2 separate regions of the Homo sapiens genome follow, and region 2 is linked to region 1. A link is an interaction called in ENCODE POLR2A ChIA-PET data of the cell type or tissue named here. Cell type or tissue: A673. All regions are shown on one strand. Links, peaks and the distances in the headings refer to the core of each region. The heading gives the core; the rest is flanking DNA.

What was found. Peaks named below come from ENCODE experiments on the same cell type or tissue, not always from the same donor. Only the 100,000 strongest peaks of a DNase experiment are listed, where the experiment ranks them.
Region 2: POLR2A ChIA-PET joins it to region 1 with 14 read pairs; 11 of 35 experiments call an interaction of 5 or more read pairs at or near these places.

Annotation. Positions count from the first base shown.
Region 1 is chr10:101,844,708-101,860,499 of GRCh38, forward strand. It overlaps ARMH3 (armadillo like helical domain containing 3), which reads right to left. Exons shown (of 26, transcript NM_024541.3): 25 at 5,069-5,185; 26 at 892-2,913. The coding sequence ends at 2,821. It overlaps LOC101927445 (a long non-coding RNA gene), which reads left to right and starts at 7,239. Exons shown (of 3, transcript XR_946261.3): 1 at 7,239-7,568; 2 at 12,267-12,328. In A673, for the core only: no CTCF peak of the experiment used is centred there; no DNase peak of the experiment used is centred there.
Region 2 is chr10:101,984,946-102,001,782 of GRCh38, forward strand. It overlaps ARMH3 (armadillo like helical domain containing 3), which reads right to left. Exons shown (of 26, transcript NM_024541.3): 16 at 10,352-10,410; 17 at 8,593-8,658; 18 at 7,024-7,093; 19 at 5,606-5,666. Among named protein-coding and RNA genes, the nearest start is that of ARMH3, 63 kb to the right of the region's middle. In A673, for the core only: no CTCF peak of the experiment used is centred there; no DNase peak of the experiment used is centred there.

The DNA.
Region 1 (15,792 bases), core at 3,259-11,258:
GGCAGGGCTAGCACGGAAGCTGGGCTGCCTCATCTCCCAGGAATGGATCCTGAGTGTTTTGAGCGTCACAGGTCTGACCTTCCTCAGGATGCTTCCTGGGCTCCACACCCAAAAGCCCCCCAACCCGTTGCTATGAGGATGAGGGGACCTTGTCTGGTGGGTCCAAAGGAGTGACCTGTTAAGACCAAAAACTTTAAAGTGACTCAAGCACACTTAATCTCTTCAATTGGCTTTAATTTCCAACCACTTGATTTAATCAACCCAGCAGGAATTGTGGCGGGAGTTCAGGCCTAAGAGGGGGACAAGTGGCTGAGGGTAAGATTGTCTTTAGGAGCAATGCCCTGCGCTTGGATCTCCCTTGGCTCTGGAGGAGGCTCCACAGACCTGGTATAGAGGCTGGGCATAGAAAGTGCTTGGGCAGCTCCTGTTAAGGTTGATTTCCAGGAGAGAATGGGCACTCTCGTTTGGAGTTCTGGGATAGGTATATGTGAATAAACTGGTCAAGAGAAGGGCCTTTACAATGGAGGGCAAGGAGCCCTCTGCTTAGTGCCCCATGCCCTAGACCTGTCCTCATTCACTTGGAGGAAAGGCTGGCAGGAATCCGTAAGTGGCCAAATGGGTTGGCTTGCCTCCTCAATACCACTAAGTTTGGAGATAAGGGAACTAACTCTCTTCTCCCTCCTTCTACCCAGAGGACAAGAGAGGTTACAGCTCTCCGAACCCAACTGACCTCTACTAGGGCCAGGAGACTCAGAGGAAGGAGGAGAGTTCACAAGGGCAGGTAGGGGTCCCCTAGCCAGATGGCAGCAGCACCTAGGAGATTACCTTACCTCTATCTTTGAGGAATGAGTCTGGGCAACAGAGATTAAGGAAAAAAAAAGCAACACTAAAGACAGTCCCACACAAATCAATTTTTAATAATTTCAACTTGCCACCAGCTCCAAATCCAGCTGCCTTGGGGATTTATCACCAGGGAAAACACTAAATGCCCCAGGCTGAGCTATCCATCCAGTGATCAGATGACCCAGCCTGTGATCTCTTAAGAACCTACATCTACACATGGCAGCCTGTTAGTGGCTTCTCTGGAACTAGTGCATAGCTGCTCAATGTTAGAGCCAGAACTCTGGTTCCCAGGGAGGGCGAGTATCCCAAAGAGATTTGAGGTTAAATGGATGGCAGTCCAGGTGGTCCCAGACATGCTCTCACTGCTGAATTCCTGCACTTACTCCTAGAATATACCAGTGCTGTTTGCTCCCGCCATCCTGAGGGCTTTAGAAAGTGCTTTAAAAAGGGAGGATCTCGAAGCAGCAGCTATTTCAGAGGCAGCTGTTGGGAAAGCCTATAGTGGTTCCATGGAGGCTATCCAAGGGAGGAACCACAAGCCAACTCCCCATAAGTCAGGAGATTTGCCTGTGGCCCCACCCAGAATCTGAGCGGACAGAATGGAGGCCTTATGCATGATGCTCACCTGGCCTGTTTCAGATGGAGGGCACCCTACCCCCAGAAAGTTCTCTCCCTCCCAGGCACTAGACCATGACAGGAATAGATTCCTCCCCAGAGGAAATTCTCAGGCAGGTTGGATGTAAACAACAGCAGGGTAAGGGGGTGGAACACGTGGAGGGGAGCTCAGCAGAGGCAGGAGAGGCTGCCAGAGGAGGGGGGGCTAAGGGAGGTGGGGGAGCTGCTGGAAAGGGAACCAGCAAAGTAGGCACCTTGAGGGCTCCAGAAAGCCTGTCAATGTTTATTTCATACACACCCTAAAGACAGTAAAGCAGATTAGAAATTAAAAGTTAAGGTGGTGACCCTATTGTGCTGATGAGTCAAATGGGCCAGAAGAAGGGGAAAGCTAACGGTACTCCTGGTGCCAAAACTAAAATTCAAAAGGCGGTGACTGGACAGCAGAGCACTGGGCAGATTCTCATCTCCAGTTTTCCCAGAGAAGTCAATTCTGAATTCAGAAAATAGGAAAACTGGCTGGGTGTGGTGGCTCACGCCTGTAATCCCAGCACTTTGGGAGGCCAAGGTGGGTGGATCATGAACTCAGGATATTGAGACCATCCTGGGTAACATGGTGAAACCCCATCTCTACTAAAAATACAAAAAATTAGCCGGGCGTGGCACACGCTCCTGTAGTCCCAGCTACTCGGGAGGCTGAGGCAGGAGAATCGCTTGAACCCAGGAAGCGGAGGCTGCAGTAAAGCCGAGATCACGCCACTGCATTCCAGCCTGGGCGACAGAGTGAGACTCCGTCTCAGAAAAAAAAGGAAAAAGGTACCCTATTCCTATCTTACCCTAAATCTGAGCCAAAGGTCCCGATGACTGGACAAAGTGCCAGTGCAGGCAGGGGACACAGATTTCAAGCCAAGCACAGCCCCAGGCCCAAAGGAAGCAGGATGTAGCTCCAGCTATATCTGAGAGTTGATCTGTTTTCAGAAGCCGAGCAGAGCCACTGACTTTCAGGGTGCTGGCATTACCCTGAGGCTTGCCTCACCAGCTCCCGAAAATTAGTCAGTAGCTACAGCTTGTAACCTCAAGATTGGAAATGTGAGGGGCTGTTTAGGGAGCCCACTCTGGAAGTCCCCACATTCCTGGAGGCCTCTCCCCACTGTGCCCACCCATTCCTCCCCAAATAAGATTATCCCTGGCTTGACCCTCCTGCCCCTGCTGCCCAAGCTCCATTGAAGTGCGGTCTTCACCAAGAGAACTTGGTATCTGTGTTTCTCTCCAACCTCGGGGGCAGCCCCCTCTCCCCTCGCTCCCCCTCCAGCCCATGATCCTCATGGGTAAGGGCAGTCAGAGGCTGCTCAGGTAGGCGTGGCCTCAGGAGATAGTGGAGAACTCCTTGAGCAGGACTTCTTGGCTGAGTGTGTGGAAGGCCAGGTTTCTCCGGACGTTGGTGCTAATGGATCGAACCTGGGAAAGGGTAGTTGGGGAAGGTGGGAGGGCGCAGCCAGAGAGAAAACAGGAGAGAGTCAGTTCTAAACGGCAGAGGACAGTGCCTGCTACACGGGGCACTAGAAGTCTCTCTCTTAGGAAATGAACCCTTAACAGCTATTATCCCTGCAGGCAAATGAGCAAACAGTTCCTTGACAGCAGGGAAGGAGAGAAGAGGGGTGGACAGGAACAAACTCTGGAGGATGTAAGAAGAGCATCTGGGCTCCTGGGGAGGTAGAAGCAGGCACAGACAAGAAAGGAGGGCTGAGGCTGACATCTGTCTCTGCTTTGGCTATGCAGAAGGGGGACTGGGCTGCTCAGTGATCTGATGGAGGAGGAGAAACTGAGGCCAGAAGACTCATGCTCTAGCACCACCTCTCTTTAGATGTGTTTCTAGTCTCTTCACTCTCCCTTTGGATTTATTTACATTTTGGGGTTAGAAGGAGCATTTAGAGATGCAGTCCTTTTCTGGCACAGATGGCAAGAGTAGGATCCAAGGAGGCCAATTTCAATGGCCAGGGCCAGGTGACATTGCTAGTGAGTCCCAGCTTGGGAGCAGGGCCGAGGGTTCTTAACTCCTAGTCTAGCACTCCTTCTAAAGATGCCTGCCCACTCGAGAGGAAAGTCTGGGGCGTATCCTTGCTGTGTGCCCACTGCTCACCTCACATACTCTCTACCCACAGAACCCTAACCCAGTGTTGCCTGGGTCAGCAGGGTAAAAGCCTGTAGAGAAAGGGTCAGAGGGCCCAAGTCCCTACTCTGAGAGGGTTCCAAGAGGAATCTGGCAGACTCTTCAAGGAGATTTCCCCACAGGAAATAGCTGTGTAGATTGCCTGAGAAACAAAAAGGGGAAGGAGGAGGAGAGTGTGTCTGCCCTGGGCCCCAAAGTCTCAGGAGCTTTCCTTCAATTTCTGCTATGCTATAGGAAACTTAATGAAGTCATCAGGAAGGAAGCAGAGGAAAGGGCAGCATGGCAAACAGCAGGAAACTTGAGCTCATTAGCTCCAAACTGGACCAGACCCTCTTTGCTCCCCTGTGCCAGGGGAACAAATATGAGCAGAACTGAGTAAGGCCGTGGTGAGTGTCTCAGAGCCTCGAGACACCGCTCCCGTAACCCTCTCCAGCTCCTCACAGATTGCTCTCTGTTAACCATTTGCTCCCAGAACTTCCTCCACATCAACTTAAAGACTTGCCAACCATCCCATAAAAATGTTCCACTCTGCTATCACTTTACACTAATGGTTTCTGTGTTCCAAACTAACTCACCCCAGAGCATGTCTTCCTGACCCTGTGGAAGTCCAAAATCCTGAGGAATGTCATGTCAGGATCAGAGTTGGGCTGTGTTTAGCACAAGACAAACGATCTAATACGCAGTGCCTTCACCACAATTGGCATGGGGTAAGTAAAAGCTGAGCTGACGCAAGTTCAGCCCCAGCAGAGGGAGGTCTAAGGACAGGGGAAGTGGGTACAGAGGCCTGCAGGTCCTGGTCTCAGTCCCCAGCCAGGATGTTTGTGTAAACCAAGCTGGTAGGGTTACAGGACTGCAGGGGGGCTGAGCTTTTCTTGAGAACAGCTCAGAGTACAGGGCAGGAAAGGGACCATCAATAGGGCTAGCTCTGTGGAGACACTGACTGGGAACTTAAGTAGGAGGCAGAGCAAATGCTCATGGCTCCAAGTGCCCAAGGGTGGGGGCTGCAGGAAGCTAAGTGATTGGAAAGCAGGGAATGGAGACTGGAGAACTAGATTGGGAGGGGACTCAGACCAGCGGCCAGTTAGGAGTTTAGGAAGACGTGATTCCATAAGAAGGGGAAGAATTAATTACTTTTATTAGTTGCCCTGAGGACAGGTTAAGGAATAATGAGCCAGATCTGCTGCTGGGAACACACGTCAAACCCCAGGCCCAGCTGGAGCTGTGCAAGGGCTGTCTCCATGGCTGCAAAGGAGAAGTAGGCAATACTACCTCGAATAGCATCTTCTCTTACTGCCTGGTACAATGGGGGAGAGAAGTTGCATACCCCATCCCAGCAGACCCCTCAAGTCTTGTTTTATCTGCAGATAAACTGCAGATAAACTGCAGAACCCAGTGGCTGGGGGCGGGCCCCTAAGACACAGGCAGAGGCGGTGGGGCACTCACCAGCTCTTTGAAGAAGGCAGCTTCCTTGTGCTGCTCTGAGTAGCGCTCATACTGGTCCAGGCCATCCTGCAGCTTCAGCGTGAGCGTGTCATAGTTGGCTCTCACCACCTCCAGCACCTGGAGGACATCAAGGGCCAGGCAGGGCTTAGGCCATGCAAATCCCACAACCCTGAGCCCCATTCTGCTGATCTACTGGGTTGGGTTTGGTCTGTGACAACACCCCCAAGAAACCTTGCTTATTACTTATCTTCCAGAAAACAGCCTGGCTACAGGGAGCGATGCCTCAGGTTTCTGGGACCACTTTCTCTCTCTCTCTTTTTTTTTTTTTTTTTTTTTTTTTGAGACTGAGTCTTGCTCTGTCGCTCAGGCTGGAGTACAGTGACGTGATCTCAGTTCACTGCAACCTCTGCCTCCCAGGTTCAAGCGATTCTCCTGCCTCAGCCTCCCGAGTAGCTGGGACGACAGGGGCACATCACCACACCTGGCTGTTTTTTATATGTTTTAGTAGAGATGGTGTTTCGCCATGTTGGCCAGGCTGGTCTCGAACTCCTGACCTCAGGTGATCCACCTGCCTTGGCCTCCCAAAGTGCTGGGAGTACGGGTGTGAGCCATTGAGCCTGGCCAACTTTCTAATCTCTCTCTCTCTCTTTTTTTTTTTTTCCTTTTTGAGACAGAGTCTCACTCTGTCGCCCAGGCTGGAGTGCAGTGGTGCAATCTCAGCTCACTGCAACCTCTGCCTCCTGGGTTCAAGCAATTCTCATGCCTCAACCTCCTGAGTAGCTGGGATTACAGGTGTGTGCCATCATGCCCGGCTAATTTTTGTATTTTTAGTAGAGATGTGATTTCTCCATGTTGGCCAAGCTGGTCTCTAACTCCTGAACTCAGTTGATCCACCAGACTTGACCTCCAAAAGTGCTGGGATTACAGGCGTGAGCCACTGCACCCACCGCGACTTTCTCATCTCTTCTATTCCCTGCCTTTCCTGACCAGCCCAGCCTGGCCACCAAGTCTGTTTACTCTGAGTACGGCAAAAGAGCATGAGAAGAGGTTACAGAACAGTGAGCATCTCAGCTCACCAATATCCCTGACACCACAAATGTGCTCTCAGCCTTATCCTGAAGCTTTCCCTGGCCAGGCTGTCACAGTTGCTGAGTAAGACTTTGCCAATGTCTCCTTCCTTCTCCCGTTCTGGGAACCACATTTCTTCAGTCTTGGGATGTTCCTCAGCACCATCTGCTACTTGTTTTCATTGCTCAGTGCCAACTCAGTCTTCTTATCCAGTGCCTGGATTGAACTTTAGGGCATCCCAGCCTTTGGGTATAGGGTACGCTTTCAAGACTAAGCTAGAGCCTTTATTCTGTGGGGTTTTTCTCCCACAACATCTCTCTGATTTTCTATGCGGGGAGGATTCAGACTTCCACTGACTCCAGGAAACTTGACTATCTGTGGTTACAGAAAGAAGGGACTGTTCATAGCCAGGCCAGATGTGACTTCAGCTTGTAAGATCATGAATCAAAGGCAAGGACAATCAGGGGAGAGGCACTACACATCAAATCAGAAGTGAGCTAGGAAGAAAGGGGAGACCAAGAAAGGGGATGATCATTCACTCTGATCATCGGAGTGAAGTTGATCTGACCTGGAGGAAAGCCTATGGCATCATGGAGAGCTCCCTGCTCAGTAGGGAGCTTGGAGGAATTAGTGAGTGACAAGGAACACACAGCTCTGACAGAAGGGGGTTGGGGGTTGGGAAGAGGAAATAAGCCAGAGTCAGGATGGAGGACAGGCTCTTGAGGGGCCCAAAGGTGCCTCTGCACTGTTCCCTGCACCAGTCCAAATTTGTGCCAGGCAGACTTCACTTGGTAGCAAACACTCTGGCTGCCAAAAATTCCTGAGGAGAGAGAAGGGCTAGAGGGCACAGGGAAGGCTTGTGTCCCAATGGGAGAGTTACCGAGTTCGGTTTGGGAGGGAAGGAACAGCTAGGGCAAAGGGCTGGCCCAGCTTTCTCCCCTTCAGACACCCAGCTCTACAAGATCATTTTGCCTGGTGTGTCCCACAGACTGTAGTATAGGCTGGTTCCTCTGCTTCTCATTCCACTTGTCAGTTCTGTAGGCAGGAGGACTGGTACCCAGCAACAGCAGTCACCCACAAAGTAATCTGGTCCTCTCATGCACGTGGGCTGCACTCGTGGCTGGAATATCTGCAGCCAAGGTCTTGGCTCAGAAGTGAATGGCTCAAGCCCAGAAAAAGGCAAAATTCCTCCAAGATGGAAATCAGCCCCTAGGAACCAGGCAGAATAGAGTAATACATGTTTTCCTATGCCCTGAAATCTGGGGAGCCTCAGCAATGCTTAAGACCCAGCAACTTGGGCTCAGCCTTTCCTGAGCGGTGTCAAGTGCCAAAGGACAAACATCATGCTAAAGTCAATTTCTGCGAAAGAGGTTACTGCATATGAAGAGATGGCTGAACCTTCTGACTACATCCTGAGAGCCTCAGGCCGCAGGTAAGGCTGCTTTGATCACCTGGACTCTCTCCTCTTGCCAGGGCATGGTAGAAGGTCTAAGGTCTCACTTAGAAGAGTGATTTCTTCCTATCCCAATAAAGCTGGCTTTTGCCAGCATGGTTTAGTTTAGTTTGTTACAGGGAGGTGAGAGCAGAAAAGGTCCCTGAGCTACTAGCTCCTTGGAAGAAAACCAGAAGCAGCCGGACATGGTGGCTCACGCCTGTAATCCCAGCACTTTGGGAGGCCGAGGCGGGCAGATCACCTGAAGTCAGGAGTTCGAGACCAGCTTGGCCAACATGGTGAAACACCATCTGTACTAAAAATACAAACATTAGTGGTGGTGCGCACCTATAATCCCAGCAACTTTGGAGGCTGAGGCAGGAGAATTGCTTGAACCTGGAAGGCAGAGGATGCCATGCCATGAGCTGTGATCACGCCACTGCACTACTGCCTGGATGACAGAGCAAGACCTTGTCTCAAAAAAAAAAAAGAAAAGAAAAAGAAAAGAAAAAAATCCAGAAGCCTGGCTGGACTTATAGTGCCCATGATCTCAGCTCTCCTCTTGTCCAGACACTGCCCGTTGCCACCTCCCCCTTCCGTGGCCCTTTCTTTTTTTTTTCTTTTTTTGAGACAGTCTTGCTCTTGTCACCCAGGCTGAAGTGCAATGGCGCTATCTCAGCTCACTGCAGCCTCCACCTCACAGGTTCAAGCGATCCTCCTGCCTCAGCCTCCTGAGTAGCTGGGATTACAGGCGCCTGCCACCATGCTTGGCTAATTTTTTTTTTTTTTTTTTTTAGTAGAGACGGGGTTTCATGATATTGGCTAGGCTGGTCTCGAACTCCTGATCTCAGGTGCTCCACCCGCCTCAGTCTCTCAAAGTGCTGGGATTACAGGCGTGAGTCACAGCGCCCGGCCTTCCCTGGCCCTTTCTTGTGGGCTTACTTCCTTTCTTCCTCTTATACCTGAGGAAAGTTGCCTGTCAGTTCATCTAGTCTCTGCTGTCTCCTGCCCTTGTCACTTTTCTTTTACTCACAAAGGAAAAAGACATTCTAGGCTCAGGCCTGGGCCCCAACCCATCCAAGACTTCAGAACACTAGCAGGTACTTGCCTGGCCTGGGACTTTGCTTTCTGTAGCTCAGACTTAAGGAACATGTCTCATTTGAGTCTCAGCACTGGCCTGGGACATGGTGAGGGCCACACTTAGGGAGAGGGCCATCTCCCAGAGCCTCTGCCTAAAGGCCTGAGGCTTACCACAATTTGCAGCCTCAGTATCTGCTTCCTGGCAACTCTAAAGGTCCTTCTCAGGTTGAAATCCCTTTCCAATCCGTCAGGTAACAGTCTACGCCCCCGCAAGCACAAGGCTACCTTCTTTCATCGGCCGTTGGGCTTGTGGGCTTCCTAGAATCATGCCAACCACCTCAGCCCAAGGTAGCCTCAAAGCCAGTAAGTCACCTACAGGTCACATGCTCTCCAAGGAATCCTCACACCACCACCTATGACCCTTAGGAGACAGACACTTGGGTCTTGGCAAGAGCCTGATAGAAAGTTAACTGAGCTGACCAGGCACGATGGCTCATGCCTGTAATCCCAGCACTTTGGGAGGTCGAGGCGGATGGATCGCGAGGTTAAGAGTTCGAGACCAGCCTGGCCAAGATGGTGAAGCCCCGTCTCTACTAAAAATACAAAAATTAGCTGGGTGCAGTGGTAGGTGCCTGTAATCCCAGCTACTCGGGAGGCTGAGGCAGGAGAATCACTTGAACCCAGGAGGCGGAGGTTGCAGTGAGCCGAGATCACACCACTGCACTCCAGCCTGGGCAACAGAGCGAGACTCCGTCTCAAAAAAAAAGAAAGAAAATTAACTGAGCTGGGAGTCCTACTCTTGTTATGGGACTTCAGACAATTCACCTAGCCTCTTGTTATGGGACTTCAGACAATTCACCTAGCCTCTGTGAGTCTCAGCCCTTTTTTCTATAAAATGGAACTTGAACTCACCTTCCTAAAATGACATGGGAATAAAAGTTTTTAAGTTCCTGAATAAAAGTTTTAAGTAACATACAATTGATGGAAACACTGTCATCCCAATGGCTACACAGCTACCTAGACAGCTCCTATGACTCAAAAGTAACTACTTTCACAGTCCAGGAAGTACCTACCTATTTCAAACTGTCCCAAAGATTCTATGTGCGTAAGTGATTCTTCACCACAAAGGAACAACTTCTGGGTTCAAGTGGAAGACAAGGAATACACAAATGGCCTCAGTTTCAAGTATCTCATGCCCTCTTCTTTGCCTTAAAACACTTTGCCTCAACTTAGGCGAGGGGAAAACAAAGTGGGCAATGTTTGGGAAGGCCTAAACATCTGCCCCTGAAGCCTCTGGAGGTAAGGGGCCTGAGAGGACAGCAAAGCCATCAAGAACATAGGATTGAGGTCAGAGACCTAAGTTTTAGTTCCCAGTCAACCACTAATTAGCAAAATAAATTTATACAAGTTTCTTAATGTCTTTGAGCCTCAGTTTTCAGTATCTATAAAATGAAGACAACACCATCTACATCTTATAAGGCTGATGTGAGGATAACATGAGATTAACGATTGTACAATGCCTGGCACATAATCAATAGTCAATAATGGTTACTAATTTTATAATGAAAGTCTTTCTGGTGACAAGGAGTATTTGGAGTTCTGGCTATCTCAAGATAGTTCTAATGATAAGCCAGGGGCTAGGGCCTCATACATCTTCATTCAGCCTATGGCAGATTCTGGTGAAGAGGAAACAACACTGTCTATTCTTTTTTTTTTTTTTTTTTTTTTTGAGATGGAGTTTCGCTCTTATTGCCCAGCCTGGAGTGCAGTGGCGTGATCTCAGCTCACTGCAACCTCCACCTCCTGGGTTCAAGTGATTCTCCTGCCTCAGCCTCCCAAGTAGCTGGGATTACAGGTGCCTGCCACCACTCCTGGCTAATTTTTGTATTTTTAGTAGAGATAGGGTTTTACCATGTTGGCCACGCTGGTCTTGAACTCCTGACCTCAGGTGATCCACCTGCCTCGGCCTCCCAAAATGCTGGGATACAGGCGTGAGCCACCACGCCCAGCTATCATACCTCTTTTTGGCCAAGTGCTACTACATGGACAAAACCACAGAAATAATAGTTCTGGACCAGGTACAGTGGCTCACTCCTATAATCTCAGCACTTTGGGAGGCCGAGGTGGGAGGATCGTTTGAGGTCAGGAGTTCAAGACCAGCCTGGATGATGGAGTGAGACCCCATCTCTATGTTTTATTTATTTTTTTGAGACAAGATCTCACTCTGTCACCCAGGGTGGGGTACAGTGGCATAATCACAGCTCACTGCACCCTTGACCTTCTGGTCTCAAGTGATTCTTCCACCTCAGCCTCCCAAAGTGCTGGAATCACAGGTGTGAAAAAATATATATATATATTTTATATATATTTATATAAAATACATTATATAAAATATATTTATGTATTATATATAAATATATTATATATATATAAAGAAAAAAATAATAGTTCTGGGAGGAGCCTTTGAAATCACTTAGCTAGTTCATGGCCCTTATTTCACAGAGGAAGAAATAAATGCCCAGAAAGATTGTAAATTGCCCAAAGTCATAAAACTGGGATTATATACCAGAATTTTCTCTCAATCCAGTGCTCTTCCTAGTGCTCAACCCAGTGCAGGCTGTGCTCAACCCAGTGCAGGCTGGTCTAACCTGAGGCACATTCTTGGGTTTACAGGCTAAACTTGGCCTTCAGAGACCAAAGATTCAAGGAATTCAAACTTGCTTCTCCTAAGAAGTTTGGAAGTATGATTTGTGGAGAGCTAAGAAAGTAACCTGGTGAAGCCTTGATTTGCTGTTTGAGCTTTAATGACTACCCAGCTCCTTAGGGCTCCAGGGTTTGACAATTTTCAATACTAGCAGTTGAACACCCTGCTCAACCCTGTTGATAGTTGGTGTAAACCAACAAAATTTTACAGATCACTCCAAACTCATTGTCAGCAATATCTGATTTTGGCTGCTATTTTGATTACTCAATACTCATTTTAGATGGAAGCTTGAAATTCAAAGGTCTTTGATCTTTAATTGGGCTTTTTAGGCCTCTGCCATCCTGTGGTCTTCAGGCTCGGGGCGGGGTGCTGAAAGATTCAATAAATCCCTTCTACAATGAATGCTCCTATCTCAAGGCTAATCTTCCATTTTCCCAAAGAGACTGTCATCATTCTGTTCCACTTCCATGCAGTTCTGCTTTAACCCTGTCCAACTCCTAATCATAAAAAAAAAAAAATCTCTGGATGACTTGAAACAGATAAAGGAGTTAAAATGGAATCAGAAGGAAAAAAAGATAAAAAGGCTTTTTATAGGATTTTCATAATAATTTCCATCTATCTGTCCCACTGGATTCTTGATCACTGTTCTACTTTAGCTGTTTACTCACTAGAGAATATGATTTTTTGAACCCATTTCTTCCACAAAGCAGGAAAGGACAGCCTGAGTCATCAAACTCTGAAAACACAAACAAGAGCATCACCAGGCCAAGTCCAGACACTGCCCTTGCTTCTCCTTCCCATAATGTGGAGGGGGCTGGGCAGGCACTACTTATTCTGCAAGCTGATAATGGAGAAATAATGAGTTTGTTCCACAGCAAGTTGGGTAATGGAGTTTATTCCTCATGATGTTTCAGGATTTGGGACACATCTATCCTGGTGCCCACAGAATCAAGAAGCAAGAAGTCTGGACCACAAAGTAGGTATACAGAAAAAAAAAAGAAGGACTGAATAATCAGGTTTGCTCCCCACACTACCTTTCTAAGCTGTTCACTGTTCTGACCTTTCTGACCTCCTGGTCCTAGCATAATTGTCTTATCCCTAAAAGAAATAGTGCTGGGCCAGGTGCAGTGGCTCATATCTGTAATGCAAGCACTTTGGAAGGCCGAGGTGGGCGGATCACTTGAGGTCAGGAGTTCAAAACCAGTCTGGCCAACATGGTGAAACGCCATCTCTACTAAAAATACAAAAATTTGCCGGGAGTGGTGGCATGTGCCTGTAATCCCAGCTACTCGGGAAGCTGAGGCAGGGGAATCGCTTGAACCCAAGAGGTTCAGTGAGGTTGCAGTGAGCCAAGATCATGCCTGGCAACAGTGAGACTCCACTTCAAAAAAAAATAGTGCTGAGCATACCTTAGGCCTTCAACAATGGTCACTGGCAAATGGACTGCTAGAGGGGAGAGGAAGGTCCAAGCAGCTTCAGGCAGTTTTTAATGGTAAATACACAATGAAATCTCCCTCTCATCATCCTGGAGAAATAATATCACAACTCAAATATACCATTTGTCAGCCAGAAAGGCTGAAGTCATCTTCTTTCTAATACCCAGCAAATTTCCTCAAACTCAAAGGAAGACGACTTTTCCTACAAAAATGAGAATGACCTACTCAGGGCATTGCCTAATTCTCTTCTCTGGATTTGTTATTGGGTCTAAAATGCTCTATAAACTTGGGCAAGAGACTGAAAGAGAAATGGAAGGTCTTATCTTTTATTTCCTCTGAAAGGACTAAATTTAGCCTCCCACTCTTCCTCTATTTTCCTAAAACCAGGCCTTTCCCAGAACTGGTTATGTGTCTCCTAATGAGGAATAGCCCTCTTTTCTCCCAGAAGCAATAAAGGTCTGTCCCTAACCTTGCAATTTCAGCAGCCTAGGCAGAGCCTCTTGATGGCATTGTAACAATTATGTTAAGTGGTAGTCAGATGCTGGACAGCTTAGAAGAGGGATTCTGATAAGGGAGAAGCAAAAGCCAATTCTTCTTTCCCTAAAACCCATATTCTTCCAAATTCAAGATTAGTTAAAGCTAAACAAGAAGCACAGCACTGCAAAGATGTTCTCTAAGTAAAGATCTTGGCAGGTCACTGTTGGGTCTAGTTGTACCTGGGTGCTGAAAAGTTCCAATTAGTAGCTAGTGATAGTCAAGATGGCATAGTGGTTAAGAGCACGGCTCTAGAGTTAGCCTGCCTGGACTCATATCCTATCTTCACCAGTTAGCAGCAGGATGGAGCTGGGTAAGCCTGTTTGTTCATCTTTAAAGTGGAAATACTAATAACTTCATCATATATAGCTGGTTCTGAGGACTAAATAAGACAATGTATTGAAAGCTTTCTATGCTTGGCACACAGAAAGCACTTAAGAAGTGTAGCTATTACTACTATTTTCTTTTGCCTTGATATGACCCTATGAATAACTATTTTTTAGGGCCTGAAATTGGGAGAAGTGACCTATTTCCACAGCTTCCCTTTCAACCCCATCCATAAATAAAAAAATTCCTCTCATCTGTCCCCACCCTTTCTGGAAGACATTTGCATTCTACAGGTTTCCCAATGAGGGATTTCCTGTGGAGGAAAGAATATACTGCTTTAGGGTTCGTGCATTAGCAGGTGGACGCAGGCAGAGTGGCAGGCCCTCTCCTAGAGAAACAACATGCCATTACGACTGATTTCCTCACTGAAATCTCTCATAGCTAGATGCTTAGCACTCTGAAGGAGGCTCAGTGTGACATTATGGATTTTCATAATGTCTAACAGAGTCCTAAGAAACAACAAACAGTCAACATGTTTGCTGACTAATTTAGTAACACAGGCCCAACCAAAAAAGAAAGTAATCTCTCATCAAGGTCACGTGGTAAGATTAGAGTTAGACCCTGATGTACCTTCTGCACTGTTCTCAGCATTCTTTGACAGGCTTCAAAAGCCCTCAGAGCCAAGTCTTGCCTTTACGGAGCTAACATGCAAACTGAGGAATCAAGATAAACCACCATCAACAGGCACACCCACAGATGTAAGGACATAGAAGGTTGAGCCAGTAACACTAAGTATGGTTTGGAGTCAGCTGCTTAACTGACCAGTGAATGGGCAGCTAGATTGAGATAGTGTCACACCTTCTAAGACTGGGAAAATAAGGAACCCAAGGTTTTTTCTCTTTTGTTTACCACCTCTTCCTCTTTACATTACTGTAGTAGCTAATTGTGAGTGCAAAATTCTACACAAGTGTAGCAGGGCCCCTGAGACAGCAGCTGCAGGAAGGACCAACCATTAGCTTGGACATATCTGTGACTGACACTGACAGCCTAGACTCCATCAGGGCAATCACCTGAAAGGCAGATTCTTCAAGGCTCAGCCCTGACACTGAAATAAATAAATCCTGTACAAAAGATGAGCAAAAGATGAAACGAATGGGAGAGGATGTCACTCTACTCTCAAAATATACAAGCTATAGCTATGGTTTCTCAGAAATTATGTTTGATCCATTCTGAAATGACTTTCTGAGGTGTGTTCAATGTAGCGATGGATTCCAACTGCATAAATTCAGCTCAGCTGTGCAGTGTACTTATTAGATAACTGTCCAAAACAATCTAAGCAGAGAAACATGGTGATCTTTGAGCAGCCAGGTTCAAAGAGTTGCTGAGCCATTTTTAGCACTTGTTTGCATATAGCAACCAAAAGAGTTGTATCTCAGACAACAAGGAAAACAATTAGATTCATGAGCTCCAATGCTAACTAGTACCCAGAGGAGACTGTTAAATTCCTTTAAATGCTATCGGCTTACCCCTCTGGTCCATGGGCAGATGGAGGGTCTCAAAGAGACACAGTGACCAAGCAGACAGTTAAAAGGATAAAATATTAGAGACCCAAAAGCTTCAGGTTCAAACTCTCCTTACTGTTGAGAGATATGAAGGTTGAGCCTTTGTAAATGATCAATGTTAGTTAAGGCTAGCACTTGGACCCAAGAATAGATGGAAAAAAAACGGGGAAAGGGAATATCAGAAATGTTTTAGTAAATTATCTTAAAAAGGACATAAAAATGCTCACTATATATACCATTTCCAACACCCATTTGAGACTTCCCTCTGTAGTAACTGAGAAAAGAGGAGGGAAGAAAGAGAATGAAGTAGGTGGAGATGATATATATAGATATAGATATAGATATATAGATATAGATGAATAGTTAATATAAGGGAAGGTTCTCTGAAAAATATGTGAAATTCAAAAAATTCAGTTGGGCAACTCAGGGTATGCAGTATTTTAAAGTAGTTCAGAACTTCCACTTGATAGAGTAACTGAGAACTGGGAAACAATTCTTGTCAGATACTGGATATCAGGCAGTGCAGGACAGGAATCCTAAGAGAAGGAAAACAAGGAGAACTTGAAGGTCCTGCCAAGCTA
Region 2 (16,837 bases), core at 4,420-12,419, 140 kb after region 1:
ATAATCCCAGCTACTTGGGAGGTTGAGGCAGAGAATTGCTTGAACCTGGGAGGCGGAGGTTGCAGTGAGCTGAAATAGCACCACTGCACTCTATCCTGGGCAACAGAAAGAGACTCCATCTAAAAATATATATACACACACACACACACACACACACACACACACACGTGTACATATATATACACACATGTGTACATATATAAATATAATGTATATATACGTGTACACATATATGAATATATATGTGTGTATATATATACGTATATATGTATATATATACGTATATACATGTATATATACGTGTGTATATATATGTGTATATACGTATGTGTATATACGTATATACACACGTATATATACATGTATATACATATATATATACAGATCGCATGGGTTTATATATACACATATATGTATACATGTATATATAATACGTATATATACATACATACATGTGTATATGTGTGTGCATATATATATACTGGAGGCCAGGCATAGTGGTTCATGCCTGTAAATCCCAACATTTTGGGAGGCTGAGGCAGGGGGATCACTTGTGGCCAGGAGTTCAAGACAGCCTAGGCAACACAGCAAAACTCCCATCTCTACAAAAAATATAAAAATAGCCAGGCATGGTGGTGCAAGCCTGTAGTCCTAGTTACTCATGAGACTGAGGTGGGAGGATTGCTTGCACCCAGGAGTTCCAAGTTAGAGTGAGCCATAATCGTGCCACTGCATTACATCCTGGACGACAAAGCAAGACCCTGCCTCTAAAAAAAAATTACACACATAGGCCAGGCGCGGTGGCTCACTCCTGTAATCCCAGCACTTTGGGAGGCCGAGGTGGATGGGTCACCGGAGGTCAGGAGTTCAAGACCATCCTGGCCAACATGGTGAAACCCTGTCTCTACTAAAAATACAAAAAATTAGCCGGGTGTGGTGGTGGGCACCTGTAATCCCAGCTACTCAGGAAGCTGAGACATGAGAATCATTTGAACCTGGGGGGCGGAGGTTGCAGTGAGCCAAGATCATGCCACTGCACTCCAGCCTGGGCAACACAGAGACTCTGTCTCAAAAAAAAATAAAAATAAATGAAATAAAATACACACACACACACAAACACACACACACATATGTATGTACTGGCAGAATGACTCTAAATTTAGTGCTTCTTGTGGGGCTTCTTTCATGCTTGTAGCAATTTCCTATTTCAACACAAAATGAGTTCCACTTTCTCCTGAAATCTTCCTGTAGGACCCACTGAAGTCTGTACCTTTCTTCTGATGCCTACCTACAGGTTTGGAAATATGTGACTTAAGAAGAGTCCAAGTTTTCGATGTAAGAGTAACTTAAAGGAAAATTTACTCTCCCAGAGACTATATCCCCTCACTCCCCAATCCTGTGGTGGCAGTGAGAGTGGCAGCAAGAATCAAGGAGTACAGCTAGGAGGTGAAAGTAATTGGTTCGGTTTTGCTACCTCTTAACTGCTCCAGGCAAGACCTTTCTTTTTTTTTTTTTCTTCAGTATAAGCACCTTCCCCCATCATTACCTACAGCATTCACACACAGATGTGAAATTGTTTCATTTCTGACCCAGATTCTGGCTTTGAGTATTAAGTCTTTCCAAACTCCATATTTCTTCATATTTCACTAGGAAGATTATAAACTTATCTGAAATGGCAGAAATTCATTTTGCTTTCAATTTCTCATTCTGCTGTATACTGCCGAAAAGGGGTACATAATGAGAAGTGAGAGCAGCAGCCTGGCCTGCTGCCCAGCTGGAAGCAGGAAGTTCACCTGATAAGGACTTGATGCTTCAAATTCTAAAAACTGGAAAGGGAGCTAGAAGTGGGGGAAGGAAGATCTGGAAACATGCCCAGGGGTAGTAATGAAGAAAGTGAATTCAGCCTGAGGGTGGGACCTTCTGCCCAGCCTCTGTCAACTTGATGCCTCGTTATCTTCTCCATCTTCCCTAACCCCAGGGCAGTAAATTAAGGAGCAGGTGGAAAAAGCGCCTAAGAAAGCAAGGCAAGATAAAAACTCTTTTGAGGGTGAAGTTATGAACAAGGGCGAGGAGGGAGTTAGAACATTTGGGTAGACCAGGTTCATTGGCTAGAAATGTGGGGGTTTGGGTAAACAGATAATATACCTGTAACTTTACAGTAATGAACATACAATCTTATCATATCAGCCCCACCTTCAACTGTTCCTCATCATCCACTTAATCTTGGGCAAGCTTTTTTTCTACTCTCTTATCCTCCCTCCATGCACTCTACACTCTAACCACCTGGAATTATGCTCTATTCTCCAAACATACCACATTTTCTAGCCTCCAAGCACCTAAACATGCTGGTCCCCTACGTGGTATGTCCTTCCCTGACTCCTCCACACAGAAAATCCCTAGTGTTTCTTCATGACTCAGGTCAAATGCAACCTTCCGATATCTTCTCTAATGCTCCAGTCAGCATAGTCACTCTATACAAATCTTTCCTCCATCACTTATCACAGACATGATTAAGAGAACAGCCTCCGGGGTCAGACATGAATTTTAACCTTAGTTATGCAGCTTACTAGCTGTGCAACTGTGGTACCAGCCTGCAAGATGGACCCCAATCTGGTATTCACACACTCATATAGTCCCTTTCCACATTGCAACAGGGTTGGTCTGTGTGACCATTAGAAATGATATGTTACTTGAGATTAGGTTATACATGATACTATGGCTTCCATCCTGGGCTCTCGCTCCCCTTTTCTCTCTTAGATTAACTGCTTTGGGGAAAGACAGCTGCCATGCCTACCAACCCTACGGAGAGACCCACGTGGTGAAGAACTGAGGCTTACCAACAACCATTAGGTGAGCCTGAAAGCAGATTTTTGAGCCCCAGTAGAATCTCAGATACTTGCTGCCCCAACTAACCTGGTCATCATCTTATTTTAATAAAGTTTAAGCCTTAAGGTTTTTTTTAATTCTTTGCCACTTCTGCATTCTTCTCTTTAACACTCTTTAAGAAAAGCTGTGCCACGTTAATGTGATCCTCAAGTATGCATATTACCTTTATTCCTTAAAAAGCATCCTTTTGAGAGGCCCTATGCCAAAACTATCCAGTTAAGTTTCTCCTGGATTCCTGAACCACAGAAACTGTGAGGTGATAAATGTTTGTTTTAAACCACTACGTCTAGGGTAGTTTGTTACACAGCAGTAGATAACTAATACACCTGGGAATGTAACAGTTCAGAATTTATAGTAAGAAAATTTGGGTTCAAATCTAGGCAATGATGCTTACTAACAGAATAACCCTGGGCAAAGTAATTAATCTCCTGAGCCTCAGTTTCCTTTCTTTTAAAATGAAAAAATTGAAACTACAGTAATACGTGTTACAAAGTAAATAGCACATCCTAAAACTAGGATATAAAATAAGCCAGAAATAAAGTCCATAGCAAAAACAAATCTGAACCCTAAGATAATGAAGTTCAGGGACCCCAGCTAAAATAAGCTGAACACTCATCTGTTAAGTGTTATAAAAAGCAACTGTTCATGGTCTTTGAATTGAAATAAAGGATCAGACTTACTTCTAAACACCCAAAAGGTATGGAAAAATGCAAACTGCAACCTACTTACCTAAAAGTAAAATTTGTATCATTATTTCAGACCTACGAAAGCAAGACTATATAGTTTATAAGCAATCTAAGAAGCCGGAAGGTTGGGCACAGTGGCTCACGCCTGTAATCCCAGCACTTTGGGAAGCCAAGGCAGGCAGATCACCTAAGGTCAGGAGTTCTAGACCAGCCTGGCCAATGTGGTGAAACCCTGTCTCTACTAAAAAATACAAAAATTAGCCAACATGGTGGTGCGCGACTGTAGTCCCAGCTACTCGGGAAGCTGAGGCAGGTGAATCACTTGAATCCAGGAGGCAGAGGTTGCAGTGAGCTGAGATCATGCCACTGCACTCCAGCCTAGGCAACAGAATAAGACTCTGTCTCAAAAAAAAAAAAAAAAAAAAAAAGCAAGCTAGAGGTCTACTCTATTTAGACTGAAATCCTTTATACCTCCCTAGATCCCAGGCCTGGCACTGCAATGGGCTTTACTCAATTTGCTGTTCACCAAATTACCCTCTTGCCCAAAAATCGGAGGGAGCAATTCTGATGTCACACTCAATTCAGATGTTTTATAAGGACTAAAGATAATATACATATTTGAGATCACATTAATGTGGCACAGCTGTTCTTGGGTGTTAAAGAGAAGAATGTAGGAGGAGTGGCAAAGGAGAAACAAAACTCTTAAGGTTTAAACTTTATTAAAATATGATAATGGCTAGGTGTAATGGCACACACCTGTAGTCCCAGCTACTTTGGGAGGCTGAGGTGGGAGGACTGCTTGAGCCTAGGAGTTGAAGACCAGCCTGGGCAACACAGTGAGGCCCTGTCACAAAGTAAAAAGAAAATATGATGATTCTGAGTTGCCTCCAGTTGTGCTCATTATAAAGAATTGTGATGGTCGGCCAGGTGTGGTGGCTCATGCCTGTAGTCCCAGCACACTGGGAGGCTGAAGTGGGCGGATCACCTGAAGTCAGGAGTTAGAGACCAGCCTGGCCAAGATGGTGAAACCCCATCTCTAGTAAAAATACAAAAATTAGCAGGGCATGGTGGTGTGCACCTGTAATCCCAGCTACTTGGGAGGCTGAGGCAGAAGAATCACTTGAACCTGGGAAGCAGAGGTTGCAGTGAGCCGAGATCATGCCACTGCACTCCAGCCTAGGCAACAGAGTGAGACTCCGTCTCAAAACAAAAACAAAAACAAAAACAAAAAACTGTGATGGTCAAACAGTTCTCCTCAGGAGGCAGGACTCTCCCGGCGAGGCCACTGGAGACATAATCTGCCCAGATAATAGGGCTCCAGCTAGGCTGTCAGGACAATGTAGGCTAAGAATGGATCAGAAGCGCTATCTCTCTCTAAATTCGTCCTACCTAATGCGAAAGCTCAGAGACAACTAAGTGGTCTGCTGGTATTGCATATCTTTGATTACAACAGACCCCTGCGATCACTATATTCATGTGTCGGCTCCCTCTTCATGCAGTGTGCCTAGAAGTGATCATGCGGATATGTGCAGAATCCACATTGTGGTTTGTGCTTATTACCTCTTCTGAAAAGATGTACAGATCCAGGCCAGAAAATGTTCCCTAACACTTCTCCACATGCAAATGTGTTTTTCTTAAAGTATACACAGACCATGAACTTTCTTTTTTTTTTTTTTTTTTTCCCAGACAGAGTCTTCGCTCTGTCGCCCAGGCTGGAGTGCAGTGGCACAATCTCAGCTGACTGCAAGCTCCGCCTCCTGGGTTCACGCCATACTCCTGCCTCAGCCTCCCAAGTAGCTGAGACTACAGGCGCCCACCACTGCGCCCAGATAATTTTTTGTATTTTTTGTAGAGACGGGGTTTCACCGTGGTCTCGATCTCCTGACCTTGTGATCCGCCCGCCTCGGCCTCCCAAGGTGCTGGTATTACAGGCGTGAGCCATGGCGCCCGGCCTACACAGACCATGAATTTTCTAACATTCAGTTCTTTAAAATAGATTTGTACACATTAAATGTGTACATATTTGTACTTACATATAGAGATCCATAGGAAACTCCTTCATCATGTGTGTTACAATAAACTCTACCATCAGGTCTGAAAGGGGAATAGAGAAAAACTGGATCAATTACAATGGAATTCATTTCTTGTCTTTGAGTTGGAAAAAAAGCTTCTGAGTACACCTTGCACTCACACTGAACGGCATCCACTAACCACATCTTTATTCATATACACTTATTTTATATAACGCATTTTGTGTAACACTGTTCACCACCTGCCACTTGTAAAGTAATAAGAAATTATTTCACTTGCTGACCTCCAGAAGGATACCCTGACCTGCCAATAAATTCAGATAAATGGAAAATTTCATTGTATAGATATTTCATCCCATGGCATTAATGCAGACTGCCAAAGGGAAATCATATTCTGAGACTAGACAATGAAGCAAGCTCTGAGAAGAAATTATGGATCACATTTGTGTAACCAGAGACTCAGCTCTAAAGCTATGTCAGTCAATCTCATCTTACTATCATGCTCAGTTAGACAGATATTGACTGAAATGGGCTGTGGGGCTTTGGGTCAAGAGAGGCTTATTATACAGCCTTAATTACTGTTTCTAAAATTAAGTAGATTTAGAAACTGGGGCTGAATATCCAAGTGAAATGGGATTAAGAATTCAGCTAATTCCCTGAGGAAAATGCAGAATTCTGGACAGACAAAATTACCCAAGATACAGCCCCCTACCTGTCAACTCAGTCAGCCTCATCTCAGTTTAATATACTCAGGGGAAGTTTTGTATATGTAAACCATGAACTTCAAGCCTCCTGGCCAGCCAGCACATCAATTCAAACCAAGAAAGGATGGGAAGAATTTGAAATCTTTTTTTTTTTTGAGATGCAGTCTCGCCCCAGCTGGAGTGCAATGCCGTGATCTTGGCTCACTGCAACCTCTGCCTCCTGGGTTCAAGCGATTCTCCTGCCTCGGCCTCCTGAGTAGCTGGGATTACAGGCGCACGCCAACACGACCAGCTAATTTTTGTATTTTCAGTACAGACAGGTTTTCACCATGTTGGCCAAGCTGATCTCAAACTCCTGACCTCAAGTGATCCGCCCACCTCAGCCTCCCAAAGTGCTGTGATTACAGGTGTGAGCCACTGCGCCCAGCCTGAAATCTTGATCATGTATCTTGTAAATCATGTATCAAGTTTAGACACAGCCATTTGTCTCACTGGAATGACTTTTTTCTTTGAACAACAGGACCCTTTTATTGACCACTCTATAACTGGGGTTGCTTTACCAAACACAACAATAAACATGATTCTTAGGCCAGGGAAAAAACACAACTAATAATTTATTTGCGGAAGAAGCACATCAAACAGGTTCTACTCTTCATCTTCATCATGAAAGCCTATCGCTGTCACAGAACAATGTCAATGTTGATGATACTCACTCACCCAGTACTGCACATACTAAAGGACGGCAGGGAAGATTCTTGTCTGCTGCCTTCTTCCTGTGTCTCATAGGCTTCACACCAAAAAAATGAAGAAAGGAAATTAGTAGACACCGGCACTGACATCCAATGGCCCATCATCATGTTCCTTGTGCAAATAAAATCACTATTACAGGGATACTTCCTTTTCTTTCTCTTTTTCACATGGTGGGAGAGGAATGAGGTAGCATGGGATGAGGCGGGGAAGGGAGGACTTGTGAATGCTTCAGTTATCAATGCACGCCTGTTACAAAATTACAATTCACAACCTCAAAGGGCACTAGAGAATACTACAATGGGAAAACTGTTGGTTTTACTTTGCTTTTAGTTATATAAGTGGCATTACTAACGACAAAAGAGGTACACTGGTGTTTTTCTTTGACGATAAATAATAATAATAAAAAAAAGAGGAAGTGATGGTGCCACCTATAGAAGCAGCAACAGTAGTAGTTGCAAAAAAATAAAGAAAGTTTTACATCTAAACCTCAATGTAATTTTTTTTTTTTTTTTGAGACGGAGTCTCGCTCTGTTGCCCAGGCTGGAGTGAAGTGGCACGATCTCGGCTCACTGCAAGCTCTGTCTCCTGGATTCGCGCCATTCTCCTGACTCAGCCTCTTGAGTAGCTGGGACTACAGGTGCCTGCCACCACACCCGGCTAATTTTTTGTACTTTTAGTAGAAACGGGGTTTCATCCTGTTAGCCAGGGTGGTCTCAATCTCCTGACCTTGTGATCCCGCCTTGGCCTCCCAAAGTGTTGGGATTACAGGTATGAGCCACCAAGCCCGGCCCTCAATGTGATATTTTTTAACATACCTCCAAGCTTTAAGAAATTCCCTGATCCTCCATATTCTATTTGCCCACTTCTCAGATGAACAAATCTGAGCAGCAGCTAGTCTTAGCCACTCAAAAATTATACTACATTTTGAAAACAAAAGGCTTAGAACCATTTCCTTGCTGAAACCTATATTATTGAAATCCAGTATCAGGCCAGGCGCGGTGGCTCACACCTGTAATCTCAGCACTTTGGCAGGCCAAGGCGGGCAGATCATCTGAGGTCAGGAGCTGGAGACCAGCCTGGCCAACGTGGTGAAACCCCATCTGTAACGAAAATACAAAAATTAGCCGAGCGTGGTGGCAGCCACCTGTAATCCCAGCTACTCAGGAGGCTGAGGCAGAAGAACTGCTTGAGCCCAAGAGGCAGAGGTTGCAGTGAGCAGAGATCACACCATTGCACTCCAGCCTGGGGGGGAGAGAGAGAGAGAGAGACTCTCCCTCAAAAAAAGAAAAAAAAAAAAAAAGAAATCCAGTATCATTGCCACGCTTGTGAATCTTCCAAAACTCTTGATTAAGAAACAGCTCCATGACACACAAAAATCCCAACAACAAGCATGGGTCTGTTGAACAGCCGTCATGCAAAGCCCTTTGGCACAACTTTCCACCCACATTTGTTCTAGTAAGATCAATTTCATCCCAACCCTGCCGACATACAAAAAATTTCCTCTAAGAAAAAACAAGAAGCAAAAGAAACACCTACCATTCTATGTAAGTTTACTCGAAAATTCATGTTGTCATCATGCAAAAATGCATTGGCATATTGATCCTAATAAAAATATAGAGAAAAAGTAAGAAGCGAGAGCTATATTTAAGAAACTGTAATCTATCACACTTCGTACAAATCCTTGGACTTTGAGAACTACTTTCAAGGATCAGCTGGACAGCTAATAGGATGAGCCTAGAGCCTTATGTCAAACCCTACTTAAGCCATGAGATTTTTCTTTAGTGTAATTTCCCAGTGTATCTCTAACTGGTCAAAAATTTCCAAGCAAAAACAATAAAAATTAAGACGCAGGGACTTAAGGCAGATGCTGAGAGGAATGAGAGTAATCTGTTTTCCTATTCCCTCTTCCGTCCCATCTGCCCAAGGAGCTGGCTCTGTTTGTGATAGTTTAAGGTTTTCACAGAGGCTGCAGGATTCATGTGCAGGCTCCACATGAGGGTTTAGGAGCAAGAAGAAAAATCTGTGCTCTGCTGGGAATGGGTTCAGCCCAACAGAAGCAAACTGCTACACAGGCAGCGTGGAAGCAGGCAAGACCCTGTCTATTCCGGGCTTTCCTGAAGACTGACAGAAAATCAAAAACCTCTTACCATGGATTAGTAATAAACATCCCTTGGCCCTTTCCCAATACCTTTTCTGAAGATCTGACAAGCCTACAGACTCCAATTACAAGGAACTGTTACAATTTGTGAAAAACAACTCCTTTAAAGATTTTCTTAGAAAGATTTTTGAAAAGCAATTATACCAGGCCCACTGCTAATAAGCAGCTCTTCCATAACCAGCCACCCCTAATCTTGTGAAAAGGAGGTCATCTTTCCACAGAGAACATGAAGAGAGAGAGACTGAGAGAGATCTCTACTTCATGTGGAATATCTTCACCATTTTTCTTAAGAGAGAAAAGAGCAGAGTGGGGAATAGTAAAGGGGGAGGTTGAAGCTATAAATTTAGCTCTAAACTCACTCAAGTTCTGCCATGCCTGTGTGTCACCAAGATACATGGTGAGTTTGAACCTAATTAGTCCAACCAAAAGTGGCTTCTTAAAAAGCCAAAGCATCTCTTCTTTTTTCCCCTCAGCTCTTGTTCCTCGGCAAACTGCAATTACTGAGTTTCCAATTCCCCTCTCTGGCTTTACTATCCACCCCTTCACCCCATCACAGGAAACCTGAGCTCCTTTTTTATTTTTTAAACTGCTCCACTGCCGAGCATGGTGGCTCACGCCTGTAATCCCAGCACTTTGGGAGGCCGAGGTGGGTGGATCACCTGAGGTCAGGAGTTTGACACCAGCCTGGCCAACATGGCAAAACCCCATCTCTACTAAAATTACAAAAATTAGCCGGGCAAGGTGGCACTGCCTGTAATCCCAGCTACTAGAGGGGCCGAGGCACGAGGATCGCTTGAACCTGGGAGGTGGAGGTTGCAGTGAGCCAAGATCATGCCACTGCACTCCAGCCTGGGCAACAGAGCGATACTCCGTCTCAAAACAAACAAACAAACAAACTGCTCCACAGTTTAAAAACACAGTGCTAAACAGCGTGGAAGCAGACAAGACCCTGTCTATCCATGGCTTCATCGAAGACTACACTCTAGTGGGAGAAGACAGATAATACAAAGGGGGAAGATTTTCTCTCCTAAACTTTAGGACCCTAAATGTCATGAGACAGTAATGGGGTGAGGGGAGGCAGGGAAAGATAGCACTTTGTAAAAGACTGCCTAATAGCAGAAGGCTCGTGAGACCTACCTCTGCAATACATGTAAGGATAATCAGACAGAGTTTGCCACTGTGAAGCCTGTGTTCATCTGTAAAGAAAAAAGAAACTCTTCTCTGTAAATCATCCAGATTTACATCATCTGTTTCAATACAGAACAAGGACGTATATCATAAAAGGAAACATTCACACTTTCTCTTCCCACAAAATCCATAAATGAAAATCAAGGTACTACTATAGTAATTCTTGCTTCCCTCCTAGGCAAAAGAATTCCCCCAGAAGATTTATTTTTTTAATATCCTGGTAGTCTGTTAAATGGCTAACCACCTTCCTGAAAGCCATCTAACTCACAATGGTTCCTACTGTCATGGCTCAAATAGTGGCCAGTACTCTCACATCAGCCCTTTGCTGATAGAACTTGAATAGTCAGGTCCATTTCCTTTTCCACCCACCCTCTCATCTGCCAGCTCTAAGCACCACCTACCACAAAATCTAGAAAGATTTCATGACTGCTCATAGCAAACTGGCAATGAAATCAAAAAGAAATTAACTGGAGACTAGGGTCCAGCCCACGCTTCTCCTTGCAATTGTATACTTATGCCCTAGAAAGCTGTGAACTCTTGATCATTTTTCTTCCTGTCAAAGTTACTCATTCAACAAATATTTACTTAGCACTACTATGTGGCAGGCACTGTGCAAGGCACTAGAGATATAGCACTGAATAAAACAGACAAAGGTCCCTGGTCTCTCACAACTCACATTCTAGTTATTAAAAAAGAAGAAGACAACCTCAGTAGCAGGGCTCTAAGCCCACACACAAAAGGACAAAAAAGAGCTAATCCATTACTGCCAAGTACGAGAACCCATCAAGCTTATGTTACTTTCCAGAAACTCTGTGGGTGAAGGAGTGAAAAGGAAGTAAGAAGAGGATCATGCCAGCATAGCCAAAACAGACAAATGGCTCATGATTTTCAAATTAGCTTCAACAGGACCCAGAATGAAGTCCAATCTAGAGAGAAGACCTCTTAATGGATTAGAGTGCTGTAGAAGTTAGCTATTACTATTTACCCTGACATTGACCTGCTTCTTTCTCAAAAATGGGATCTATCAATTAAAACCTGACAATTAGATGGCATAATGGGGATTACAATCCACAAATATACTCACATCTCCTCAGAGATAGGCAATGCAAAAAGAGTAATGGTGACAATCCCTATCTGACACTCCCTGGAGCTTCATCAAAGCCCCGATATAGCCAAAGAGTAATGCCCTTGCCTCCAGAAAACTAGATTCACAACTCTTCTACCCACCTTTAGCCAGTTTCTATGGCACTATCCTCCCACAAACTGATACGCAACTCCCACAGAAAAGCCTGCAGCTATCTCTCCACTTAAAATTTTTTTTAATTTTAAAATTAAAGTGTTTATGAATACAAAACTAGGCTTATTTCATTATAGACAGTCTTTTAAACTCTAAAAAAGCATATACACACAAAACAATGAAAATCAAATTTAATCATACCACCCAAATGTTATAACTGTTAAGACTTTGGTGAATCAACTTTAAGTCTATGCATAGATATACATGGTTTTTACAATTTTTTGCCTAGTATCTATTATAAAGGTTGAGCAGAAGCTTCTTTAAGGTGACACCACCAAAGTCAGAAAAATCCCAAGTAATAAAGGCTTTAAAAGCAGGGGAAAACCCAAGGGAATAGGGGCTGGGCTCAGTGGCTCACACCTCTAATCCCAGCACTTTGGGAGGCTGAGGTGGGATGATCACCTGAGGTCAGGAGTTGGAGACAAGCTTGGCCAACATGGTGAAACCCCTTCTCTACTAAAGATACAAAAATCAGCCAGGCGTGGTGGCATGCACCTGTAATCCCAGCTACTCAGGAGGCTGAGGCAAGAGAATCGCTTGAATCCACAAGGCAGAGGTTGCAGTGAGCCGAGAAGATCATGCCACTGCACTCCAGCCTGGGTGACAGAGTGAGACTCTGTCTCAAACAAACAAACAAAACCAAAGGAATGATAAATACAAAATTCTGGGCCACGCGTGGTGGCTCATGCCTGTAATCCCAGCACTTTGGGAGGCCGAGGCGGGTGGATCACAAGGTCAGGAGATCGAGACCATCCTGGCCAACATGGTGAAACCCCATCTCTACTAAAATACAAAAAATTAGCTGGGCATGGTGGCGCAAGCCTGTAATTCCAGCTACTCAGGAGGCTGAGGCAGGGGAATCGCTTGAACCCGGGAGGCAGAGGTTGCAGTGAGCTGAGATCGTGCCACTGCATTCCAGCCTGGCGACAGAGCAAGACTCCGTCTCAAAAAAAAAAAAAAAATTCTGGAGAATGGAGAGGAGAGAAGTGATTGGGGAGGGACACACAGGTAGCTTCAACAGCATTAATGTTGTTTTATTTAAGTTGGGTGGTAGGTTCACATATGTTCATTTTATTATTATACTTTATAAGTTATGCTATTTATTATAGTTATTATAAACTTTATACCTTATTATACATATCTATTAAAAGTATCTTTTTGGGTTTAAAGGATAAATATATAAGAAAAAGGAAAAAGATAATATCCTCATGGCGGTGGTGGAAACAGAGCCAAGAAAAAGTTGCTTCTATTGCTGCTAAAAACATAATGAGATGCTGTTAGCCAAGGCATGCAGCAGGGGCTGAGGCAGGAAGAAAGCTGGGCCAATAAAGCCACACAGGAGTCATTTTTGAAATTAACTCTTCATTCCTAACCTTGCCCTTTGCCATATTTAGGTTGCCTGTTGGCCAAGACCACTCATTCTACAATTAATCAGCCTTTAATTTTGCCTTCCATTTTATGGATGGCAAGTGACCAAGACAAAGAAGCTTATATAATCACTAAAGCTAAAAATGAGTTCCAAGGGCCTCAGTTCACTGTGTTATATCCGGCAAAGCTAAAAGTTCATTTTCTAGGTCACATCCATGCAGTGTCTCTATTCTGTGGTTGCTGCAATACTTCTAGAGAAAGGAAGAGGTTACCATTTCCATAAAGAAGCAATGGCTTCAAGAAAGTGATACACAAGTCTGGTTATCCTTGCTTACCAGATCTCTCTTGCCAAGTCTCAGAGGTTCAGCTATCTCTGCAGCTCCCAATGGACTGTTTTATGTTAGGAGTTAGTGACATGGACTACTTAAATCTATCTCATCCCTGATATAGCTCTCTCTTTCTTGAAAGAGAACACTTGCAAAACATAAAGGAAGAAAAAAGTCTAAGTTTGCAAGGCAGAAATCTCCAAGAGCTAATACAATATGTCTGAGTGTAACATATCTTAGACTCTGCCCACCCAGGCTCCTTTCTGCTCTGGCAATTCTTCATTTCCCATACTTACCTTTTAGCTCTCCTGTCTCTGTCTACCAATGTTTCTTTCTCACTCTAAAAGTCTCCGAATCCTGGTCTTCTCCTCCTATGCAGTTCTTGCCTTTCAGCTCCATTCTTAGACTTCTGAAAACTCTCCAACCAGAAACCTACCTACCTCACTTGGCAAATAAGAGACTTCTAGAGTATACTTAATGCCTAAGGGAAACTTAAACCACCTACAAGGCATTAATCTCTCCTCACAGAAAGTAAAGTGGCAAAAACCATAGTATTTCAGCAATTTTGCTTCTAAAGTGGAAATGGTTTTTTTGTTATTTAGGAATCTGAAGTTCATCTGTGGACCATAATTTAAGAACCCAAATATAAACTACTGGACAGTTAGTTCCTAAAAAGGATTTAAAGATTCTTATAAAGAAGCCTTAAAAAGGAAGAATCTATGCCAAATTGTTAAGAGTGATTAACTCTGGAGAGTTTAAATTACAAAGAACTTTCACTTTCTAAGTTAACTATTGCTAGAATGTTTTAATTTTTAATAAGAATATTTCAATTATTTTTGTAATTAGGAAAAAAAATCCTTTTTTTTTTTTGAAACAGAGTTTTGCCCTTGTTGCCCAGGCTAGAGTGCAGTGGCATGATTTTGGCTCACTGCAACCTCCGCCTCCCGCATTCAAGCGATTCTTATGCCTCAGCCTCCCAAGCAGCTGAGATTACAGGCACCCACCACCATGCTTGGCTGATTTTTGTATTTTTAGTAGAGACAGGGTTTCACCATGTTGGCCAGGCTGGTCTCAAAGTCCTGACCTCAGGTGATCCTCCCACCTAGGCCTCCCAAAGTGCTGGGATTACAGGTGTGAGCCACAGCGCCCAGCCAAAAAATCCTTTTAAATAGGAGAAGCCCACTGGATCAATCTGTAGGTACCAAAAGAAATGCTAATAAAAATGTTCATTAAAATGCTAGCTTTGTGTCCCAAAAAAGCAAGCATTTTGGGGACAAATGGGGATACTGAAATAGGGACTAAATATTACATGATACTACAGAATTATTGTTGACTTTCTTAGATATAATAATGGTATTCTGGATATCTAGGAAAATGTCCTTAACTTTAGGTGATACATGTTAAAATATTTATGTGTAAAGCAGAATCATGATGTCTGCAACTTCATTTAAAATGATTCAGCCAGGCCGGGCGTGGTGGCCCATACCTGTAATCCCGGCACTTTGGGAGGCTGAGGTGGGCGGATCACAAGGTCAGGGGTTTGAGACCAGCCTGGTCAACACAATGAAACCCCGTCTCTACTAAAAATACAAAAATTAGCCAGGTGTTGTGCCACATGCCTGTAGTCCCAGCTACTCCAGAAGCTAAGGCAGGAGAATGGCTTGAACCTAGGAGGCGGAGGTTGCAGTGAGCCTTGGTTGCAATTGCACTCTAGCCTAGGCAACAGAGCAAGATTCTGTCTCAAAAAAATAAAAAATAAAATAAAATAAAATGATTCAGCCAAAATAACAACAACAACACACAGAAAGAAATTTAAGTGCAAACCAAGTATGGTAAAATGTTCATGAGTATATAGGTAAATCACTTCACAATTATTTTCAACTTCTGTATACTAGAATTTTTTCATTACAAAAAATGGAAGAAAAAATGCTAGCTCAGTGTCACCATGAAATCAAAGGCTTACTTCCAGGCAATCCTAAAACTGGGATATATTCCACTTATATCAGGTTCCTAGAGCAGTCAAATTTATAGAGGCAGAAAGCAGAATGGTTGCTGTCAGGCCTTGGGGCAAGAGGAGGATGGGGTATTAGTGTTTAATGGGTATAGAGTTTCCATTTTGTAAGATGAAAAAGTTCTGAGGCCAGGTGCGGTGGCTCACACCTGTAATCCCAGTACTTTGGGAGGCCAAGGCGGGCAGATCACTTGAGCCCAGGAGTTCAAGACCAGCCTGGGCAACATGGCGAAACCCCGTATCTACAAAAAATACACACACAAAAAAAATATTATCCAGGTATAATGGTGCACACCTGTAGTCCCAGCTACTCAGGAGCCTGAGGTGGGAGAATCACCTGAGCCCAGGAAGTCAAGGCTGCAGTGAGCTGAAACCACACTACTGCACTCCAGCCTGGCTGACAGACTGAGACCCTGCCTTCAAAAAACAGAAAAATAAAAAGTTCTAGAGATGGATGGTGATGATAGTTTTGTTGTTTTTTTTTTGAGATGGAGTCTCACTCTGTCATGCAAGCTGGGGTACAGTGGCGCGATCTCAACTCTCTACAACCTCCACCTCCCGGGTTCAAGCAATTCTCCTGTATCAGCCTCTCGAGTAGCTGGGATTACAGGCACATGCCACCACGGCCGGCTAATTTTTGTATTTTTAGTACAGACAAGGTTTCACCATGTTGGCCAGGCTGGTCTTGAACTCCTGGCCTCAAGTGATCCTCCCGCCTCAGCCTCCCAAAGGGCTGGGATTACAGGCATGAGCCACCGTACCCAGCCAGTGATGATGGTTGTACAAAAATATGGAAGTAGGTAATGCAACTAAATAGTACATTTAAATATGGTTAAGATGGTAAATTTTGTTATATATACTTTACCACAATAAAAACAAACATAAAAATTGTGAACACTCACATAAATCCTGTATAAAGAAAAATGCTAAGTAGGGGAAAAAAAACAAAACTAAGATATATACTGGATAGAATTTGCTGTGTCTCCTTCCAACCCCTTCTCAATCCTAGGACAACTACTCCACTACTCTACCACCAAGTAAAAGGCCATGGCAAAATCACAAACAGAGGAAAAACAGGAAATCACACAACAAAACCTCAAACTTTTCCAACACTCAATCCTCTCCCACTTCCACTCTTGCATTTCTAGGATGGGTATTGACACTTCTATTTTAAGTGTTCAAGAACAGAGTCCCTCTGAATCTCACCTCTTCCTACTGTACTGTGTACGACAGTCCTCTAATTCTCACCACGAGCTGATGCTTTCAGTTCCTGTCCTCAAAAGGGAATTCCCTGAAGCGTGCTAATCCCTCCACTTCCCACACATAAGAGTCTGCATCTACTTACCAAGATCTGCTAAGAAGATTTGCTAGCTTTCAAAGAGACCAATTTTTTTCCTGTTCTATTTTTGAGTACTCCCCTCCAGCTTCAGGTT